Linked DNA regions of Homo sapiens: region 2 is linked to region 1. A link is a loop called in an ENCODE intact Hi-C map of the cell type or tissue named here. Cell type or tissue: GM12878. All regions are shown on one strand.

Region 1 (8,000 bases):
CCTGAAAACGCTCTCAAATACTGCCCCTTATGGCCACATTTACCATTGTCAATATCTTATCAGAATTACATCTTATTTTCTCTTCATCTCAGTACAATCTGAATTCTGCCCCATACTGTAATCAGAATAATTTTTACCAAGTTTTTTGTTTACTAATCCAAGAAAAGATTTTAGTGCTCATTTGATTTCTCAATATTTGGAATTGCTGACCACTTCCTCTTGCTAAAACACTTGACTATTATGATGACATATTCTATTGCATTATTCCATCTATCCAGTTATTTATCACTTATTATTTCTATATCTCAGGTCTGTATTTTAAATCCTGAAGCACTTCAGAGTTTTCCCTTCTTGTACTGTTAAAATTTTTACCATATGTTGATCACTTCCAAATTAACATCCCTAGAATAGATATCTTCTTCTCTCCAAATTAATGTGTCTAATTGCTTATTATGAAATTCCAATTAAAGTCTCATAGGCACCTCACAGTAAACATTTTCTGAATATCATCCTTTAAAAAGTAAGCCTCCTCCGCCTTTTAAATTGCCTGTCTCAAAGCAGTATAAAGGCACAAGCTCAAACCATGGATGTCATCTTTTCATTTTGCCCTTCATTAGCCCCACACATTTAGTCTTTCCCTGGTCCTCTATTAAAATCCCACCCTCTTAACATTCCCTATGTTGTTTCTGTACTTTCTCTTTCTCTATGACATTTTCTACCATCTAATATATCAAATACTTTACTTATTTATCTTATACATTGTTTTCTCTTTCAAGAAGATAAGCTCAGTGAGCTCAGGGATATTTTTCTGCCTTGTTGACAGCTAAAACAGTATCTGCACATAGGAAATGCTCTACATATAGGAAATTCTTGTTAGCGCTGTCTCTAGGTTTGCTTTTATTGACAGTTTTAATCACTTGATTATCAGATACTGTTCCTTCTTCAAGTGTGTGATAACTTTTTGTTGAATAGTGAACATTATAGACAAACATTGTAGAAGCACTACATTATGTTGTCTTATTCTAAAGAAGGTTGAGTTTTATTACAGCAAGCAGTTAAATTACTAAAAATTTACCTTATCTTGTTAAGTCTTGGTTTTAGGCTTTGTTAGGGTGGCCCATTCTAGTTTTTACTCTTAAGACATAGCACTTACTTGCACAGTGTGGCCTTTCTGGGATCTAATTAATTGCCTATGTGTTTCATCGAGGTCTCTCCATTCCAGATGGGCTTGCACTCCAACATCTTTCCTGCACAGGGCAGTCTTCTTAGCCCTCAGCCTCTCAGAAGAGACTCTCTTCCAAACCTTCTGAAATCTCTTCTTGTGCTTGCATAGTCCAGGAGTCAGCCAAATACCTAAGACGAATTTTCACTTAGATTTCCGTTTATTTGGATTTTTTCTCTGCAGCTTCCTATTTTTGATGCTCTTGTCCCAAATCTCAGCCAACTTAGTAGCCACATGCTATATCCTACAGCTTGATCTCTATATCCTTCATTTGGCAAAACTGATGCTCTCTACTGGGGTCTATCTCCCTACACTATGGCCTGAGAAATGCTCTATGAGAGAAACTTTGTGTGAATCTGTAGCTTACCTTATATGTTTCCTTTTTGCAAGGATTGTAGCTCAGCACTGAGCTGCTATCCAGTGCCTACAAATAGTGTTTTAAATAGTTGGTCCAGACCTCATAGTTATTTACAGTGGGAGCATATGTCCAATACCAGCTACCACATAATGACCAGAAACAGAAATCCAACACTTTTTTTTTTTTTGAGATGGCATCTCCCTCTGTCACAAAGGCTGGAGTGCAGTGGTGTGAATCCTCCTGGATTCAAGCGATTCTCTTCCCTCAGCCTCCAGAGTAGCTGGGACTATAAGCGCCTGCTACCGCGCCCGGCTAATTTTTGTGATTTTAGTAGAGGTGGGGTTTCACCATATTGGCCAGGCTGGTCTCAAACTCCTGACCTTGTGATCCACCCTCCTCAGCCTCCCAAAGTGCTGGGATTACAGGTGTGAGCCACCACTCCCGGCCCCAACACATATTTTTGAATGAACCAATCATCAAATCCTATTGATTCTGTCTCCTTAATATTTCCCGAATCTGTCTTCTTTTCTCTTTCCCTGTTGCCTCTACTTTGATTTAGCCCATTATCCCTTCTAGCCTATCTAATTGTTACAGTGCTCTGACTGATCACCTTGTCTCCAGCTCTGCTCTACTCCATAACATTTGCCACACCCTTGCATTTTTTGTTTGTTCTTAAATGTTAATATTGTATGTTACCCTTCTTATGAAAACCCTCCAGTGTCTCCTCATTGTCCTCAGGATGAAACCCAAACTCCTTGTGTACCTCTAAATCCTCACCTTTTCATACTGCTATGTCCTTTCCTCTCCTGCTCAATACATATGGTGAGTTATTTTCAGTTCCTGGAAAAGCATGATTCTCTCACACCTCCAGGCTCTTGCATGAGCTGCTTATCCTGCCTGAAATAATCCTATATTCCAAATAACCCCAGTTGTCATCTGCTTAGATACCATGTCTTCTGCGGAGTCTGTGTTGATCTCCCCAGTTGGATTAGGTCTCCACTTGTGTTCATCTTGCACTCTGCTCGTTCCCCAGTCATCATCTGTGTCACACAGTTCTATAATTATCTATTTACTTTTCAGTACTCCCATTAGACCATAAGCTTCTTGGGGCAAGCCCCATGTGTTATTCATTGTTTTATTCCTATTTACTAGATGACTGAATAAATATTTCTTGAATTAATTTATGTTAATGTTAGCAACTTGCCTGACAAGAATATATTCCTTCTCAATTATATGTCTGCATTTCATGCAGTAAATAAATACATAGATAAACCTCCCTCCAAGAATAATAAAATGGTAGAAGCCAAGGGACACATAATAATATGACAGTAAAATGATATAAAAGAATGAAAAGCTTTGATTATCTGTGTCAGGTATCTGTATATATTACAACCTCAATATTTTGGTTTTGTGTTATACGTGCAAACTAAACACAATTTTAAGAAATTTTTTAGGTCATACTGTAACTGCTAAAAGGTCTACAATTATGCTGATGCCTAGTATCTTAAGATAATTGCAAGTTAGAAAGGAGAATATGGAACTAGCTCATTCGCTTCATTTTGTAGATTAAGAGCTGAGTTTGAAGGGAATCAAGCATCTTGACCAAGTTCTTACAGTTAGTTGAATGGTAGCACTATACCCCAGGCTCCCTGGGCTCCTTCAATTTTCTTCAAGCTTATTATGTTCTGTATGAAAGGAACATTGACCACCACCACCACCACCACTTACTAAAGTCCTAGTATGTGTCAAAGGAAACAACTCCCTGACCACCACACATTCATTTCTTACTTTAGGACCCAATTAGGCTATAAGAAAAGTAACCACAAACACATTAGAGGAACTGAAGATTGGGTGGGGTCAGAAAGAAGGGCCTTCCAAGAAGTGTCAAGAACTATGATAACATGACCACTGTGGTATCAATGTATAGTTCATTCATAATATAATAATAAATAATATGGATATTGAATCCTGAACTCCCTAACAAGTGGCCTAGACAGTTTTTTATTTTGTTTCTATTGGATTTTAATGAGTAATACATGTGGCAGTCAAAGATCTGTGTTTAAGTGTAACTTGGAAGAAGACTATTATTGACTTCTATCAAGTGGTGATATTGAAAGCCACAAGATGATAAAAGTATCTAACTCCTGTTTTCTGAACCTATTCAACAAGTGCTTTTCAGTGGCATTAAATACTTTCTGGAACTACGTGGGGTATATTAAAAATAAATAAGTGAACGAGTTTTTGTTTTGTTTTTAATAAATGGCGGAAACTAAATACTTGTATTGACACAATCTGGGAATCAGTTATACTTCAATAGCATTTCTTATTGTGATTCGGAGATCTAAACAGTAAAAGATTTATCTACTAGAAAATGTCCCACGTCATGGAGTTAATTTTTTTTTGAAGTTTTGACTGATAAGCTGAATTATTATACATACCACCTTCTGATTCTGCTGCACCCAGTGGAGCTGAAAATATTTACAAGGGTGTCCTTATTTTTTTCTCCAACATACCTATAAGCGGCATTAAATTATTCTACACTTTATAAGCAAGGACGGTTTGGTATTTGAGGTTCACACTCCTCTAGCATCACAAAACCATTTGGCACCAGCCTCAGGAAAGTAAAAGAATCTTAAATTAGGCTCATAAAATTGACCTGGTTCTAAAGAAAGATAGCCACTTGATAGTAAAGGTACTACGAGCACAGGGCTCTGCTTATGAACAGTAACACTTATTGACTGCTTCTGATGTGCAGGCACTATGCTAATCACAAGTATTAACTCATTTGGTCATTAAACCCATTTTATAGATGAGGAAACTGAGGCACAGAGAGTTTAGTAGCTTCCTTGAGATTTACAGCAAGCAAGCAGTAAGCTAAAAGCCAGGAAGCCTGTCTCCAGAACCTTGCTTTTACCCTGGTCTTCTTCTCTACATATCCCACCTTTCTATTTCACTCTTCAAATGTTGCCTTACTGAGTGATCAAGCTCTTCCTCAATTCCCATTTGACCTTTGCCTCCTCACCAAGAGCCAAAAACAGCTGAAAATGTTTACTTTTATTAAAATAAGTTTACTTAGGGTAGCAAGGACTCTAAAACTCAAGGCTAGCAATTAAGCAAGTGGAGATTCCACACAAAATGTTTATTTGTCCCAAGAGAGTCATTACAGCTCTCTTAGCTTAAGAAAGTGATACAGTATATGCTTTTGAGGGTTCCACATAACCCACATGTCAGCTGCCCCAGTTGGTATTCACCAGAGAATTCCCTGCATCTAAGGCCTTGTGCTTATGTTGTAAAATGTACTAATGGATATTAACATTATGATAATGCCAAAAATCAAATTCCAAAGGCTTATCCCAGATACATGGCTTTCATCAGCTACACAAACCTCAGGGGAGATTTTATCAACTGCTGATCAAAGGAAGCAGCAGGAGCTGATACAAGCACAAGACAGGGCATGTGGAGTGTCCTCCACTCAAGTACACCCCAGAGCAGAGCGTCTCCAGGAGTTGAGACAGCACATCAGCAACTCAATTGTAGTATTCAAATGAATGGAGTTCTCTTTAAGGGCAAGTCTCTGAATAGAAAGTTTAAAATCTGATCCTGATTTAACATGACTATGCCCTCACCTGGATGTATATTGCTGTAAGAGATACCTTACCCATATGAGGGTCATGTCAACTTGCTTCCAAACATAAATGAAGTGAAGCACAAAATCATGTGACTCCTCAAGTGTACTTAGCTCTGCACAGATAAAACTGCTTTATTTGGAATCACGGAAAAAGAAGAGGGAAGGGCATCTGCAGACCATGCAGCTTATTAAACCAATTTGTTTCCTGAGTCAAGTACTTGAGGTACTCTCAGTTCTAATTAATGTCTCTTGCAAATGCAGCCTCATAACTAACGTTCATTCTTCTAATCGTAGCCATATGTTCCTTCCATCGTTTTAATGATATAAATGGAAATTATTGGTGTTTATCATTGAATATTTCTATTTAAAAAAACATTTTTTCAGGCTGATGCTTTATGCTAAGATCAGTGGGTGAGAAAATCCCTCTCTGGAAATATTTTCTCACTTCCTGTAGTCCATAAGTGAGGCCTTATTTATGGTTTTTAAATATCGCATTAAGAATTTTGCCTCCATTAGATCCATGCTACTAAAATGGCAGAACTCTTCACATAAAAAACAGAGATAAACTGAAAAGGGGATAGCTGAGTCAAATATACAGCCTGTAGGTTGAAGTATAATCATTACATCTCGCTTAAGGCAAGAGAGGTTGATAGTTTACAATAAGCTTCAAGAAAATCACTTGCTTATTTCCAGAAGCCAATAGCTTAAATCAAATTCCTTTACCTTCTCTAAATATGCCACATATGTTTTCATTTTAAGAAGTACTTTTTATGTATGTGACTGTAGTAAAAAGATATGTACAGATATACAAGATTTCAGAGCTGGAAGAGACCCTAATGATCACCCAGTCAGGTGGTCCATAACCCTCACTGTGTACCCTAAACAACTGATGAGCTTGCAGACTGGTTCTTCACCAGAGAAATTATAATTCAATTGCTCTGAGGTGGACCCGGTGGAGCCAGATATACTGTTTTGCAAAAGTACTCCTGGTTATTCTAATATGTGGTCAAGCTTGAGAAGCACAAATCTTGTTTATCCATCTCTTTTGGAGCCAATGATATTAAATGATTTATTCAATGTCCATAGACAGTTATGTTTGACAGGGGGGAGACTATGAGCTCAGGCTCAAAACCCTCACACCTGTGCATTTTCTTTTATCGTTTACTAATACTTCTTTAATCCATGCTTTTAAAAATAAAGTTAATTTAGCAATAGAAATATCTTTTAAAACAAGACAAAATAAAACCTAGAACTATTCTTCCATTCCCTTTTCAAGGGTCTGTCCCCATCTTTTATTTTTTGTCATTGTAATCTCTCCAAAGTGCCAGCTGTGTGTTAGAAGGTATCACTGTATAACTCCAGGATTAAAGTAAAAATATTAGTAAACCATTCCAGAATCGCCAACAGTGCAAAACACAAAAGAAAGACTCCTATTTACCCTTGTATTAAAATATAACAATAGCAGCCAAATCATCATTCCGTGGCAGGAACTGTACTCAAGTGTTGGATCCAGACCATCTCACTGCATCTCAGCAAAAACTCTGTGAGGTCATATATTACTGTCATCTCAGTTATACAGATAAGAAAGCCAAGGCACCAAAATTTATTTCCCCAAATAAATTCCCCCAATTTAGGTAACTTTGCCTGGCTAGGAACTGGTAGTCAGTTTAGTCTTTTTTTTTTTTAAGTTCAATCTTAAAATCACAAGATGAAACTGTCCTTCAAAAGCAGCATTTTACCTTTACTCATAATAAACTAATATTTACAAAGCATTTTTAAAAGAACATTATACTCCTTTCTCATCTGATCTCATTTAAGTATTACAAGATTTATTTACCATAATCATTTTGTTAAAGAGAAACTAAGGCTTAGGGAATACTCAATGTCCTCCCAGGTAGTAAGTGGCTAAACCCAAATCAGAGTTTTTGTTATGATTCTATGTGTAGTACTGCACTCCAGCCACCATACAGCTTTAAATCTGAAGATTGTTTTCCTGGCTCTGATGAGTATTTCATATGGTCAGTTCTGCTAGAAAAACAGTATAAAACTTACTTCAAACAGCCAAAAAACAAATTCCTTGCTGTTCAGATTAAACTGTTGATTGTGCTGAAATTCACGGGTACACTAAGAAACAAAATAAACTGTGTCAAATCTCCCCAAAGATTTTGTTGTGCATTCTTTTATTTTTATTCACATAATCTGTGTTTACTGAGCTGCAGTAAAGGATGCATGGGCTATTTTTATTCGGAGAAAGGCTATAACACCAGCCAAGCAGAAGGACCCATCCATGACCAGAATGCAATGGCCTTCATTATCTTCCAACTCACTCCTAAATGACTCACTGAGAGCTGCCAGATGGTGTTTTCTCTCACCCCTTGCCTTGCATTTATTTAATTATTTTAACATAGTTTTTGTTCTGCTGCCATGATGCCTAATAGGCAGATATATTTGGGAGTTAGTTTCTTCTTCTAATATTGACCAGTGCATTTAGAAAATTTCTCAGACTCTTTAATAATAACACTTATTGGGTACGTACAATATACTAGATGCTAAGCCAATGGATTTGTATATATTCCTCATTTAATCATCCAACAACTCACAAATGAGGAGGCTGAAGTTTAGGGAGGTTAATACATGTACCCTGGGCTAAACAGCTGGTCAAAGACGTAGAGTCAGATAATTGGAACTAAGCCCCCAATCTTAATGTAAGACTTATGTGGTAGAAGTTATAAGCACTAACACTTTGGGGAAATAAGGAAACATAATAAAATGATAAAGAAACCCAAAAAGTT
Region 2 (8,000 bases), 76 kb before region 1:
TTATTTAATAAATTATTACTGCTCAATAAATATTAGGTATTATAATTTTAATAGCTGCATCATTTTATTTTTATTGTTTTATTTATTTTTTTAATATGTCTATGTCATTCCACACTATGGACATAGAAAAACTTATTTTACAAGTTCTATTAATGACATTTGGGTTGTTTCTAATTTTTGGTATTATAAAAATGCACAAGTAAATATCATTTCATATGCATCACTGTGCACATAAACCTGTATATGTAGAGGCTAAATAAATATCTAGAAGTGGAATTTCATGGTTAAATTTTATGTGCTTTTTCCGTTTGATCTACATTGCCAAATTGCTCTTCACAGACATTCCAACAATTTATCTCCCAACAACAATATATGAGAACACTTAGTTTTTTTCCCAGGATGTTAACACATGAAAGGTTATTTTTTAAAATGACATCTGAAATGCAACTTGGTTTGAGAAACATTCTGTGCTTGATGAAGGAAGCATACTGAACTGACTTTGAATGAAAGAAAATCATCAAATACTTTATTCTAGATTTTAAAAATGTAGATCTTGGAATTCTTAGAGAATTAAGCAAAAAATAGGAGAAAAATAAGAAAAAAGATCATCACTTAATTCGTCCAATATTTTTTCTATCTGAATGGAGAGTGCTAATATTTCAATGTCTCACAATAATTAGCAAGTTAATTTCACTAATTTACCACCTTACAAAGTTTAATTATTTCTATAGATCATTTTAGATCACTTTGCATCCACTTAGAAAATAAAAGTAGTGGACCTACGGTATTATAATTTAATTTATACCATATTATGGTTTTATAAATAGCTCATATTATTAAAAATAAGTTGTCTCAGAATTGGACTTATGATTACTGATCCATGGATTCCTACAGACTATGATTATAAAGGACTAATGATGAAGCCCCTGGGAGGCCCCTTTGTCTTTATTCTAGTTAGGCCCATTACCCCTGGGTCAGAGCTTGAGCTGTGCCATAGGAGTTTGCTGTCTAGGGCTTCCCTCTCATTAGCAAGAGTGAGAAAAAATAGGATGTCCCAGAAATTTTCTGGCAAGTCTGTAGGTAGTATGCACTCCCAATTAAGCAAATTGAATAAACCTACAGTATAATACTTAGGAAAGCATATTTTTAAAAAGATTATGCTCTAGATAGATTGGGGATGAAGTTTTTTTTTCTTTCTTTTTTTCCAGTTGTGGCCACTGAAGCTTTGAACACCTGCTTTCCCTTCTGGCTTTGTTACTCTCAATAAAGAAAGAGATTCCTGTTGAGAAGGAGGGAGAGGTTAAGTGTCCAGAAATACTGCTCTAAACCATGAAATTATAAAGGGAGAAAATCAACTAAAAAATAGCTTCACTTAAAGAGCTATTGTTAAGGGAAGGTTTCATTTTGGAATTTGTCCAAATAGTGTCTTAAAAGAAAAAACAGAGGCAAAAACTCAGCACTGTGAATGAATGTCTTCTCTGAGAATCTTCCTTTCTTTATGATTAATATTAATCTTATCATCATATAAGTTCTTTCTGAATACAATGAATGAATGAATAAATAAATAAAATATGGAACAGGTATGAGATGAGTGAGTGAGAAAGGGAGAGAGACCCTAAAAATAAAAAAGTAAGAGGAACACTGGGGAAATAATAGCTAAAGAAAAGGGTAGTGAGAGCAGATGACTCATTGAAAAAGAAAGCACATCATTAATAATATTTATAGGTCTACAGTCTCTAATAATGGATAATGATAAAACTACCCAGGTCATATGCCTTCTAGGAGTGTTCTGTGTGTTCGTCTCCAGAGTGACACAATGGGGTAATATCCCAAAATTTGGTAAAGTATCAGTTGTATATTATTTTCTTTGTCATGTCACACACATAATATTTAGGTTATATTACCTCATTTCAAAAATTATGGTTCTTTGTCTTTCTCTTATGTTCTATTATATCTGAATACCAGACCTAAAATGATTTCTCATTAGATAAAGTTGTAGCTGTGCTAAAAAGAAATTCTATATGAGAAAATTAACTTGACACGAGGAAAGGTTTGTAGATGTTTACCTATGTAAAATTAAGTACCCAAATCAGGAAACAGGAGAGAAAATAAAATGGATTTTATACTTGCTGTAAAGTAAATCAAAAGCATACTCAAATCTGAACGAATTTCCAAATTGTATGACTTTAGGGAATTTTCTTTTAAGCAAATATTTGATCTACACATTGATATTGCACTTCTGCACTGTACTATAAAATACAAAATTTCATAACTGACATAACTATTCTTTGTCTGTAATGTGTAATTTCACAAGTCCTTTGTCACAATCAGACATCTGTATGCTGTGTCTTATGATCAGGAAGAGAAAAGACAATGAAGCTAAAGAGGCCACCCAGAGTAAAAGAACGAAAGAGAGAGAGAGAAAGAGAAAGAAAGAAAGAAAGAAAGAAAGAAAGAAAGAAAGAAAGAAAGAAAGAAAGAGAGAGAGAGAGAGAGAGAGAGAGAAAGAAAGAAAGAAAGAAAGAAAGAAAGAAAGAAAGAAAGAAAGAAAGAAAGAAAGAAAGAAAACCCTGAAAGTTGTTTGTGTTCATTGAAATTTAAGATACGCCAAAGTGCCTCATTGAAAGAGAGAAAACTGTAGAAGACTGAGCAAAAAGCTGGTCTTCCTACTATATAATGTTGAGACTTTTTTTTTTTTTAATGTAAAGTGATTGTAATCACTTGCTCGAATAAAGAAATCTCATCACTCTGGCAACACACTTAACAAACTAAAGAAAAACAAATAATGGAAATCACAGCGTGAGAAAGCTGTACTTGAAATATGCACTTGAGTGTTAGCATCTCTGAACTTTCAGCAGAGTCCTGATTTCGAAGATGGTGACCCAGAGCATGGAGCAGGTGTGAGCCTGGTGACTTTTGCCATGTTCTTTTTTTAGAGTCTGCTGCTGGTATCACTTTTGTCTTTGCCTCTTTAGTCGATTTCCTCATTTGATTGGGTGATTTCTAGAACCTTCTCCAGCTCTCACATTGTTTAACCCTGTACGACAACCTCTTTGGGGTAGCTATAGTGTGACAGGAAACACTAGTAGAGGGGAATTCACCTCTGCTGACCATTGACCCACATTTCCATCCCCGCAAACCACACTTACCCAATACAATTCTCTTTTGCGGATAAACGAGCTAATGATCAGAGAAGTTGAGTAGCTTTCCTTACTCGGCTGAGGGACTGGGAAAGCTGAAAGTCCAGTCAGTCATTTATGGCCCCATAGAACATTTGCTCTCTCTATACCAGCATTAACATTTTATTTGACTTTGCCCAAAATTGTCTATGAAGATCTGATTTAAACAATCTTTAGATTACCAGAAATTCTTATAAAATTCTGATTTCCTCCTTTTGTTGCTGTTGAGCCCTCCATCTGATGTTCTGCTTTCCTGAGACGTGTTTACTTAAACCATTGAGAGTGTATGTTTCCTCAAAGACATATTTCTCCAGAGAAAGGCTGAAAATACTATTTTAAGAAAGCTATCATTTTCTTGAGGCAGGTGGATAAATATATTTATGTCTGCTTTTGTTTTTTACTCCCTATTATCTAAAAACAATACTCCGAGGTTTATGTAAATTAGAGTGAACTTTTGCAGAGGGAAAAGCCTTTGCAAGAAATACCGATTACAAGCTGCAGTTCTCCTCCCTGATCACGCCCCACCCTTAGCAGCTGCTTCTGCTTCTTCTAAGCATCTACATCCAGCACTGGGGCATTTAATCTTCTGGTTTGGAGCTGAACATCAGGGTGCAACCAGCCCTCCTACTATACATATGTAATAGAATTAATACGGATTGGAAATAAAAAGACTAGTCATCCCTCAGGCACTGTACTAGACATTGATGTGAACTAAACAGACTTGGACCTCTCCTGGAGGAGCTTAGAGTATAGGGCAGGATCATCCAGTAGCGTCCCCACACACCTTGTATGACTATTTAAACATAAATTAATTCAAATTAAATAGAATTTAAAACTAAGTTTCTCAGTCACACATTGGCCTAATTCAAAGGCTCAATAGTCACATATGGACAGTGGCTTCCCTAATGGACAGCCCGGATTTTAGAACATTTCCATCAATACAGAAAGTTGTAATGAACAATGCTGGTAAAATCTATCACTAGAAGCATGGAATAAAATCAAGGTTCACCTGCCAGGACAGTAACACCAAGTCAGTGCAGGAGAGAAATCCCCAAAAATGGGTTTTCAGGTTTGGCAGAGAACTTGGAAATAGATGTAAATGTACAGATATGCACATACATACCCAAGTTCAATATGTACCTGGATCTATTTCTAGAATTTCCATTCAGTTCCACTCATCAGTCTTTTTATCATGAGCTGGTGACACACTGTTTAAAAGATTTATAGTATAAAAAGATTTAAGTATAAAAGATTTATACTAGGTTTTAACATTTGTTATAACTAGTTCCCACTTACAGCTTTTCTTTTTAGTGTTTTTTTTTTTTTTTTTTTTTTTTTGAAACAGGGCCTCACTCTGTCACCCAGCCTGCTGGAGTGCTCACTGCCTGGCTCACTGCAACCTTGACCTCCCAGGCTCAAGTGATTCTCCTGCCTCAGCCTCCTGAGTAACTGGGACCACACTTGGTTATTATTATTTTTTTTAATGTTTTGTAGAGACAGGGCCTCACTAATGTTGCCTAGGCTGGTCATAAACTCCTGGGCTCAAGCAGTCCTCTCACCAAGGCCTCGCAAAGTGCTGGGATTATAGGCATAAGCCACCATGCCAGGCCCTATTCTTGTGTATGTATTTTTCTGCATAAACTTTAAAATAAACTTGTCTAGCTTCATAAAAACGCATGTTGATATTTTTATTGTACTTTTCATTTTTTCACATATTTTTGTTTGAAATATTTTTCCATATTTTAACCTGATTTTTTTTTCAGAGTATCTTTGGTTATAACATAGATTGCTATTTTTCTTTATAAAATGCAATTTTGGTAATAAATAATAAATTAATACATCCATGTTATGAATTAGTTTTCTTTTTTCATTTTATAAAATTTTAATTGAACTAAAACAAATATAACATTTTATACCTTTTTAAGTGTACAGTTTAGTAGTACACTATACTAAATCTATAGCAGAATTATGAGAGTTTTATATACCATCATTATGATAACAGTCTTATACTTGTATATATATTTACCTTTTATAGAGAGCTTTATATTTTCCTATGGTTTCATATGAAATCATATTATTTCATTGTTTCATTTTTCAATGTGAAGAATTCACTTTAGCATTTTTTTCTTTTATCATTACTTATTTATCTATTTTTAGTTCTGGGATATATGTGCAGGAGTGCAGGTTTGTTACATAGGTAAATGTGTGCCATAGGAAATAGTTATTTTCAACATCAAAATTATGTAAATAATATTTATTGAGCCTATTTTATATTAAGAACATTATATGTATTCTTAAATCCTCACAAATATAAAATATAAATTATTATCTATTTTATAGACAAGAAATCTGAAGCATGTAGAGATTAAGCCACTTGTCTAGAATATTTAAGCTGGGTCTATCTAAAATTAGAGCTCTGCACATATTGAAAACGTGAACTACTGCTTATTTTATAAAGTAACATTTATCAGAGTCCAAGTCATACAAAATTCCATAAAGAGAATGCATTTGGTTTCACTTGTGTTATAACAATCAGAAGAAAGATAGAATAATTATTTTTACTGAATTTGATTTTAAATGGTTGGTGACCACTAAAATGCATACGATAGTCTACAATGAAATAATATCAGACTCAAGAAAGTTGTGTTCCAGCCCCGTCATTATTACTGCTTAGCCAGGCATGTTTTGAGGGGATAGTTAATCCCTCTCTGTAGCTTGTCTTCTCTACTTTGAAATGGCATTGCATGTCTGTTTATCAAAGTTCTGTGGCAATAAAGTGAGTGACAGTACATAACAATGCATGGAGATAACAGAAATATAGTCGGGCAATGATACCTAGAGACCATTTCAAAAGTTGGCCTGGTAAATTAATGAGCTTCAGATTTTTAAAAACCCCAATTTAATTATAGATCAACACTTCTTCCTAGATCATTCTGCTTCACTTATTACTTTTCGTTTTATTTGTATTAAGTCAAAAAGGGTGCCTAATTATCATTTAATGTGTTTCTAAGCCACTACACTCAATTTAAAAATAGCTGCACTAATATATGCTGCCATGTAGATTATATTCATTTGAAAGTTTAACAATTTCAATTATTTTGTTGTAGAAAAAGTATACCAAAAGAATTTGGAAGGATAAATTCTTACAAAACGTATGTGGCTTTCATTTTCAGTACTTCCTATTTTCATTTGGCTTTTTCTCACGGGACTTACATACTTCTGCTTCTTAATAGGAACATTTAAAAACACTAAGTAAACTTTCAAGAGGGTCATTTCTTATTTTGCCCAAGTTGGCTCATACATCTCTAATTTGATTTTTGAGTTAGTAGAGTCAGTTTTGAGGGAAAATGTATTACTAGTCTTTGGGAGGTAGGTGAGATTTGTTTTATAAAATAGCGGCTTATTAATCCACAGTGTATTTTATTTATAAATTTTTGAATGATTTATTTTTCTAGGACTATATGTGAAGCATGTGACTTGCTTTTGTTCCCTTTTAGGCACTTTCATCTTCTTGCCTCTGTGGGAACATCACCATTTTCCCACTCATCTTGAACTCATCTCTTTCTTTCAGCATGTCGTTTTGTCCCCACACCTCATGAGAGAGCTACTTGAAGTAGAATTATTATGCATTTTAGAGATAAGAGATCTAGGGCCTATAGAGATTATGCAACCTTTCCCAGGAGATTTAAGCTGGGTGTATCTAAAAATCAAAGCCCACGTACATAAGAGAGCCACATGTCTATTACTTCCATCCCTATCTAGGCTACTCCAGTCAGGGACTTTGTTACCACAACATTAAACTAGACTAGCTTCAGTACAGCTCCCATTTGAACCACTATACATCCTTTCAAGGTCCTATACACAAATCATCCCCCTTTACCATCCCTCTTCCTCTAACTCTTCCTGGAATTTCTTCTCTGTCCTCACTGACCATTTTATACCAGAGATCCTCACCTTGACTGAACATTAGAATCACCTCTGTAGCTTTTATACCACATAAATGCCACATAAATGCCTGGGCTTCACCTCAGACCAATTAAATAAGATTTTCTTATGGTGGGATCTGGGCACTCACTATTGTAATGTGCAACCAGAGTTGAGAATGACAGGCTTAAATTTATATATTCCTTAAATATCAGCCTGAGCCCTGCATTGTGAACTACATCAACCCTTTGGCTCTTATCCCCAGAACACCTACCTTACAGTGCCTTAAATTGCTGTTATCATTTATAATTATTTCAGATATTTTCACTCAATCATTTCAAATACTTCATCATTTATTAAGAACCTGTTATGTGCAAAAGATAATCCCCATATCTGTTATATATGTGGTCTTCTCTCTTCAACTAATTGAAACCACTCTGAGAGCTTGGGTTACATCTTATATTTCTTCTTCAATCAAAATAGACCTAATGCATTTATAAGCTCATATTAGATCTCAATAATACTTTTCGGTGAAGATCTCTAGGTTTATATTTTATTCTTTTAGTTACCCAGATTTCTTCAGCAAATATTTACTGAACTGCTATTATGTGGAAGATACTCTGATAGATTTAATACAGAATTTAGGCCAGGCATGGTGGATCATGCCTGTAATCCCAGCATTTTGGGAGGCTGAGGCGGGCAGATCACCTGAGGTCAGGAGTTTGAGATCAGCCTGGCCAACATGGTGAAACCCCGTCTCCACTAAAAATACAAAAATTAGCTGGGCGTAGTGGCACACACCTGTAGTCTCAGCTACTCAGGAGGCTAAGGCAGGAGAATTACTTGAGAATCACAGAAGGCAGAGGTTGACGTGAGCTGAGATCATACCACTGCACT

What was found. Peaks named below come from ENCODE experiments on the same cell type or tissue, not always from the same donor. Only the 100,000 strongest peaks of a DNase experiment are listed, where the experiment ranks them.
Region 2: a loop joins it to region 1, with 5 times the contacts of the local background. A loop is called at or near these places in 4 of 110 quality-filtered maps.

Annotation. Positions count from the first base shown.
Region 1 is chr2:181,231,604-181,239,603 of GRCh38, reverse strand. The region is part of intron 2 of LINC01934 (long intergenic non-protein coding RNA 1934); the gene reads right to left. Among named protein-coding and RNA genes, the nearest start is that of MIR4437, 70 kb to the left of the region's middle. In GM12878, no CTCF peak of the experiment used is centred here; a DNase peak (open chromatin) is centred at 3,343.
Region 2 is chr2:181,307,747-181,315,746 of GRCh38, reverse strand. All of the region lies in intron 3 of LINC01934 (long intergenic non-protein coding RNA 1934), which reads right to left. Among named protein-coding and RNA genes, the nearest start is that of MIR4437, 6.1 kb to the right of the region's middle. RefSeq lists an enhancer at 2,830-2,879 and a silencer at 5,799-5,999. In GM12878, no CTCF peak of the experiment used is centred here; DNase peaks (open chromatin) are centred at 3,006 and 6,772; H3K4me3 peaks cover 1,351 bases; H3K27ac peaks cover 7,701 bases.